Linked DNA regions of Homo sapiens: region 1 is linked to region 2. Evidence: chromatin contacts called from ENCODE Hi-C or POLR2A ChIA-PET data. All regions are on one chromosome and are shown on one strand. The core of a region is the stretch at or near the end of the contact, and the rest is flanking DNA. Distances in the headings are between cores, read along the strand shown. Region 1 has its middle 110 kb from the start of REEP3. Region 2 overlaps JMJD1C (jumonji domain containing 1C).

Region 1 (3,606 bases), core at 1,107-3,606, 390 kb after region 2:
GCCCGGGAAATTGAGGCTACAATGAGCTGTGATTGCACCACCACACTTCAGCCTAGGTGACACAGTGAGATGCTGTCTCAAAAACAAAAACAAAAAACAGTGACCAACCTACGACCCAAGCAACCGCAATGTTTGTGACTTCGGACTCTGTTGTTAATTACGTCACAGTTGGTTGTCTTAGAGATCACAGAATACTTGGAAAGTTAACATGGAAATGATTCCTTCCATACATGTATTATATAATACAAAAGTTTCAGATTATCAGAATGTTAAATGAAGTAAAGTTGTTAAGTCATTGGAAGTTAATGGATTTGGTTTCAAGAGTAGCTTTAGTACAGAGAGAAAGGATGCTTTTAAAGTGAATAGAAAAAAATGAAGACAAATAATTTACTATCAGTTATGGACTAAGACAAACAGGAAGAATCTGAAGAGAGGATGCAGCTGAAACAGGAGGAGTATCCTCTCAGGAAGTGCTTTCCTTCCTTCCTCTCCTTTCCACCAACATTTGTTCCACGGCTTCCTCTCTTCAAACCACACCTTGTAAACCCTTTTATGTGCTCTGTTCACAACAAGAATTTCATGTGCTGTTCCATACTGGGTTTTAACTAATAAAATGCACACACACACACACAAAAGGCTAAATGCCTTTTTACACAGGAGATTAACTTTATTCAGTCTTTAAGCTGAAAGCAAGTACAGTTAGGATATATAGCAGGCGACAGTTTCCATATGTTCTAGGAAAGTGGAGCTGTATTATTTATAGTTTACAACATGTTGTATAAAATTAAAGCTAGCAAGGGGGCTCCCAGGGAGGTAAATTAAACAAAGAAGGGAAGACTTAGAGAACTCTATTTTGCTATAATCAGAGAACATGCCTATAAGAAAGCACTAAAAAAAATAATATTTAACATTAAACAATATGCAAAAGTACTTGGGGTGTTTACAATAGCTTAAATTCTAAAATTAAAAAGGACATTGAAGACTGAGAAGGGGAAAAACACCTTAATTTTGTAATCTTAATAGAAAGAAAAATGTGTCCTAAAAGCAGGAGTAAATAAATGTCATTAAAAAGGTGTATCTTCCAAAGTGCAAAGACACGTTACAAGAAATCAGGTTGCTCTTTGACCCACCAGTCTCAAAGCACATTAGACTGCAGCAAGTAATAATTGCTTCCTCATTTAGATTAGACAATGAGTGCTCTCTGCAAGCTGCTCTCCTCTAAATAGATTGTAGAGAGTAATTGAAACAAGTTATATGGGGAAGTGGAGTGACCGATTCCTCAAAGTGTGGGAGCAGAGCTATGGTAACCTCTTGAGCCTGGCCTTCATCCTGTTCCTATTTAGGGAATCCGCGGGGCAGCCAGTGTTGAGTGCAGTCTGCAGTTCGCCGGCTTTATTGTTCAGACTTGAAGAGAAGGTCACATGCCCTCTTTGACAGAGAGGTTTATGGGCTCTCTCTAATTAGCAGCACCCTCCACCAGACAGACTGTTGGCCACTTTCCAAGAACGGGACTTGGTAGCGGCCACTGATGAAGGAGAAAACAAGGTTATTTACCCTGCGACTGTAATTCTTGGCACAAATTCTCCCTTTACACTCAGACACGTTTTTTCTTTTGTTCCAACTTGCCTTTGGAATCCTGATTAGGGCGTTAAGAGAGGGAAATGCAGCTATATATTTAGTGGTGTAAGCAACCCATATGTTGGCCTTAGATACTTTTGACTATTCTAAGACCTCATACCAAAAGAGAGAAAGAAAAAGGAAAACGAAAAGGGCAGCGTAGTCGAGCGTTGCTTGCAAATGTAACTGCTTAAGCACATGCCCACACACAACTCCAGAAAAGGAAGTTTAATTTGCAACATCTATAAAATAACGACAGTTGTATGGTAGGACACAGAAATCCCAGCGGTAAAGTGTGATTGGGCTTAGCTATTATTGGAGTGTTAAAAGAGTACCGGGAATATATTTGGCTTGTCCTGTTCTGTCAGTTCTGTAGGCCGGTGGATTAAGCTGATAGAAATGCTTTTTGGTTGATTTAAACCAGATGCTCCGACTATTTTTGTCCCGTTTGCAGGCGCAGAAGCTCTGCATAAGGCAATACTGCCCCCCTCGGCCGACCGCCAACTGCAAGGCGTAGGAGACTGCTCTCCACTAGCCACCTCGGCCATAAAACCCTTTCAAGTCCCTATTATTATTCCAGGCACATTCCAAGGGGATTGAGTCACAGAGTTCACTTGGCTTTTCTCCTGCCCTGAACTGCCTGTACCAGGTGGAATACGACTCTCAACTTCAAATATGGAATCCAAAAGCAGTCAAAGAGCGCTTTAGAGCAAGCCCCAGATGCGAACTCTACTGCCACTTCTCCCCCTCCCCCAACTGGGGTTTGCTGGCTGCGCAGCTGTAGTCCCACGCCAGCACTAAGGTCGCCTGGTCGACAAATGAGGGTTTTCTTTGGGGCATCCTGTAGAGCTGTCCTATTTTCTCTACCACTTTGAGAAGCCCCAAGGGCTGCTTGGCGGCGAGGCACAGACTGGGCTGAAAACTTTTCCGTTGGGCAGTGCGTCCCGGAGACCCAGGAGGCCCAGGCCGGGAGCCCAGGGGGCTGGAGGTTCTGCTGGCTTTTAAGTCTGCTAGGAGGGAAAACTCCCAGCCCCTCCCACGCGTCCTCCCAGACTCGCCGGCCGCCTGCCCCGGGCGGGGAACGCGCACATCTGGCGGCCCAGGAGCCACATCTGATGCACTAACCCCCGCACCCAGATGTCCAAGAGGCCGGGGGAGTCAAAGAACGCCAGGGGCGGGGCGACCGCGGCTGCGGCTCCTCCCTCGGGCAGAGGGAGTCCAGATGCGAGGGACGCCCTCCAGAGCCGAGCTGGGCCGGCCGGGCAGCTAGGGTGCTGGGAGGTTGCGGTGCAGGGTGGGTGGGTGCAGTGAGGCTGGAGCCACGCTGGGGGGGCTGGGCTGGCGGGGGGAGGCTGGAGCCGCGCCGGGGAGAGGGAGGCGGCGGTTGGGTGCTGGAGGGCGCTGGTGCCGTGCCAGTGGGCGGTGGCGCCTTACGCCACCCGCCCCACCCCCGTCACCGTGCCCGCCCCACTGCGTGGGATTTTACAACCTAGGTCCCCGGGAGGTGGTGGTGGAGGGAGGGGCGGCGGGGACGTTTCCGGGGCGGGGGAGGGGCGCACTGCTCCAGAACTGGACCGAGGGCGGGGCTCCCCTCTGCTTCTCCCCTCTGTTCCAGCGCTGAGACGCAGGCCTTTCCTGGCGCGAAGCGACTCGCCCCGGAGCTCCCCTGCACCGTCCTGGGTGTCAGGACGCGTCAACCCAGATGACCCGACCCGGAGATCCTGGATCCTCTGCCCTCTTCCCCCTACCAAGTCCTTAACCGGAGAGGGAGGAGCTACCAATGTCCTCCAGACGTTCTCCAAAGCCCGAGCTGCCGGGAGAAGCTTGCTCAAGGCGGGTGCGCCCCTCAGACGTTTGTTTGCACGCAGGGGTTTTGACGTTTCGCTAAGCAACAGCGTTTGCCAGGGAATCAGGGCTGTTTCGAAGAGCTTGCGTCTATTTGATGCTCCCATCTTGAACAAATCGTTTCCATTCGATTTGTTTAACCAA
Region 2 (3,548 bases), core at 445-2,944:
AATAAAAATTTAATTCTGTAATACATTTTTTATGAACTAAGTCATAAAATTCAAATTTAACTTAGCTAGAGGGCATACATTTTCTTTACTTAACAGATGTGGTATACAGAAACATATCACATAGTATGTATCTGATGATTAATGTTCTAGGAAAAAAACAGTAATACAACATACACATTTAAGAAACAGACTTGTAACTTAGAAAGCACCAGGTAAAATAAATTTTGTATTTATTTTAAAAACTTGATGCAGCGTTTCAGATACTGTGCTAGAAGACTAAATGCCTTATTCTATAAGTATTTTGCCAATATAAATAGCAATTTAAGAAAATCAGCCGGGCACGGTGGCTCATGCCTGTAATCCCAGCACTTTGGAAGGCTGAGGCAGGTGGATCGCCTGAGGTCACGAGTTCGAGACCAGCCTGGCCAACACAGTGAAACCCCATCGCTCCTAAAAATACAAAAAATTAGCTGGGTGTGGTGGCAAGCGCCTGTAATCCCAGCTATCAGGGAGGATGAGGCAGGAGAACTGCTTGAACCCGCGAGGCAGAGGTTGCAGTGAGCCGAGGTTGTGCCATTGCACTCCAGCCTGGGCAGCAAGAACAAAACTTGGTCTCAAAAAAAGAAAGAAAGAAAGAAAATCAGCATGAACACAAAACCAAAATTCAGTCAATTCCCTATTATTCAGAAAGATTATTTATCTATTTAACAGTTAAGCATATTTACTTGCCACTGTAAATTAAAAGATTTTTTAAATTGTCACAAGAGAAGCACTTTCACAAAGATTAACCTCATTTAATCCTAACAATACCTCTGCTATTTTGATATTATTAGGTAATTTCTCCAAAATCACACAGCTAGAAGGCAAATCAGCAAAGGTCTGTCTAATGTCAAAGCACTTCCCACATACCCTTTTCCCCATCCATGCGCTTGCATAATCAAAATTTTGCATGCTCTCTGCTAGGTTTTCAATAACTTACCTACATTATTAGGAATATGGTCACATAAAAAGGAAGATGACCCAATTTATCCAATCATTTTATTGTTATTTTTAAAAACAGAAAATGACGTAGCTAAATTAAAACCAGGTTAGAAGAATATGGTATTCCAAGACTAGAAATGGATATCATAAATAGATTATATAATTTATGAAAATCCTCAAGAGTAATTTTGGAATTGGATATACTATCTTAATATACATGTCCTATTACATCAAATCACAACAAACAACTGTGTATCTTGCTTTATCTATTCGGTTACAGCAATATTACATTAACAGCTATTAACTAGCTTTTTTATTAATTAAAAATAACTACTAATAGGGTTTCTTGGTTGATCACCCAACTGAAACCTATCTTTCATAACAATATTCCCTTGAATAAACTTGATCCAGACCTGTAATATTCCTGCATTTTAACTACAATTTGCTAAGTGTCATTGGTATAAGGTCCGCTCCTCTCAGAATAACCAGAGTAAAAAAATCAGATAAATTAAGAAAACATTATAAAACCACTTGAAGAAAAATGTGTTTTCTTCTAAAGCCACATGTTAATATTCTTTGTGATACTTTTAATAATAGTTTTGAACTTTTTATGGCAGTTCAAAAGTCTGGAAGGCAGTTTTTCTTTCAAGCTATTTATTGGCATGACTTTTACACAGTTGAGTCATCATGAGTTTAACCTACTGAGTCACCTGCTTACAGCATCTGCCAACCACAATTTACTAACTGCAGCTTCCTCAAACTTAAACTGAAACAAACTCAGGAAGGCCTGGGAACTGTTTAATATTTTCCAAAGTAGTAACTGAAAATATTCCTCCAGCACAACCCAAGCTTTAAGAAGTAAAAAATTCCTGGGAAGCTGGGGAGGGAGGTCAACAACAAAAAAGAAGTAAAATTATATACTTGTATAAAGTATTCTACTGAAAATTCCTGTGCACAAACTAATACTGAGGCTGGGCATGGTGGCTCATGCCTGTAATACCAGCACTTTGAGAAGCTGAGGCAGGAAGATCATTTGAGGCCAGGTGTTCAAGACCAGCCTGGGAAACAGAGAGACCCTGTCTCTAAATATATATTTAAAAACAACTAATATTGAAATAGTATACATATACATCGTGTCAATGATTGATTCATACAGAACAAACACTGTTTTTGTTTTGTTTTGTTTTGTTTTTTTAAGACATCTTGCTCTTGTCCCCCAGGCTGGAGTGCAATGGCGCAATCTCGGCCCACTGCAACCTCCGCTTCCCAGGTTCAAGTGATTCTCCTGCCTCAGCCTCCCGAGTAGCTGGGATTACAGGTGCCTGCCACCATGCCCAGCTAATTTCTGTATTTTTAGTAGAGACAGGGTTTCACCATGTTGCCCAGGCTGGCCTCAAACTCCTGACCTCCGGTGATCTGCCCGCCTTGGCCTCCCAAAGAGCTGGGATTACAGGCGTGAGCCACTGTGCCTCGCCAAACACTCACTAAAAATTTTTTTTTAATATACAGTGCAATGAATGTAACTTCCAAATTAATACCACATCGAAGTTTTTTGGGCTGATTTTCACTTTTAGCATATAGTGCTATGGAAATGATGAATCTATAAATGAACTATAGTACCATACTTCTATTTTCTCAGAAAGAACGAATACAATCCAGTACAAATTGGAATGATCAGCAAGACTTGCTAGACTTGCCCAGTGACTTAGTCTTTTATGACACCTATTTGAGTCCATCCACTTCCTTCACTGAGGTCTTTGTAGAGCAATTACAAATACAGGTTGTATCCAAAATGCTTGGAGTCAGAAGTGTTTCAGATTTCAGATTTTTAAAAATTCTGTAACATTTGCATTACGCTTAGTAGTTGAGCACACATAATTAGAAAATCTGAAATCCAAAATGCTCCAATGAGCACTTCCTTTGAGTGTTTCAGATTCTGGGGTTTTTCAGATTTTAGATTTTTGGATTAGGGATACTCAACCTGTACATAAGAAATGTGTTAAATTACACAAAAAGAAAAAAAGGCGGCCAGGCACAGTGGCTCATGCCTGTAATCCTAGCACTTTGGGAGACCAAGGTGAGCAGATCACAAGGTCAAAACTTAGAGACCAGCCTGGCCAACACAGTGAAACCCCGTCTCTACTAAAAAAAAAAAAAAAAAAAAAAAAAAAAGCCGGGTATGGAGGCAGGTGCCTGTAATCCCAGCTACTTGGGAGGCTGAGGCATGAGAATCGCTTGAACCTGGGAGGTGGAGGTTGCAGCAAGCCAAGATTGTGCCACTGCACTCCAGCCTGGGTGACAGTGTGAGACTCCATCTCAAAAAAAAAAAAAAAGAAAAAAAGGAAGGAAGCTATAACTAAAATTCCAATGTATCATAATAGAAAAGCACATTAGCCACCTAGAATTTTTAAGGAAGGTATTATCCATAGTACTCTTTACGATGCCTTTCAGCATTTTTTTTTTACTGCTCCTAGAAAGTTTAACGTATTTAGAAAATTTAATTTAAAAAAGGGAAGAGAACATAAACTGAATGAAGCATATTAAATGCTTATTATAGTTTATCTTTA

Evidence for each region. Hi-C counts contacts between places; a loop is a spot of excess contacts on that map. ChIA-PET counts read pairs that join two places held with the same protein, here RNA polymerase II (POLR2A). Pooled maps may share reads with other maps.
Region 1: a loop to region 2 is called in a pooled map, with 4 times the contacts of the local background. The contact joins two enhancer-like sites. A Hi-C loop is called at or near these places in 1 of 168 maps with a recorded cell type or tissue (naive thymus-derived CD4-positive, alpha-beta T cell), 2 of 37 single-sample maps with no recorded cell type and 11 of 50 pooled maps. POLR2A ChIA-PET finds 5 or more read pairs at or near these places in 20 of 52 experiments (A549, AG04449, BJ and 16 more).

The regions. Positions count from the first base shown.
Region 1 is chr10:63,627,460-63,631,065 of GRCh38, forward strand. No RefSeq gene overlaps it. Among named protein-coding and RNA genes, the nearest start is that of REEP3, 110 kb to the left of the region's middle. RefSeq lists enhancers at 1,557-1,766, 2,157-2,336, 2,347-2,396 and a silencer at 2,867-3,196. Within about 2 kb of position 2,357, at least 41 of the 41 ENCODE cell types and tissues checked have a DNase peak (open chromatin) inside an H3K27ac peak, as active enhancers do; they include PC-3 and PC-9, where a contact is called at or near this core.
Region 2 is chr10:63,234,882-63,238,429 of GRCh38, forward strand. The region is part of intron 3 of JMJD1C (jumonji domain containing 1C); the gene reads right to left. Among named protein-coding and RNA genes, the nearest start is that of NRBF2, 100 kb to the left of the region's middle. Within about 2 kb of position 1,695, at least 15 of the 41 ENCODE cell types and tissues checked have a DNase peak (open chromatin) inside an H3K27ac peak, as active enhancers do; they include PC-3 and PC-9, where a contact is called at or near this core.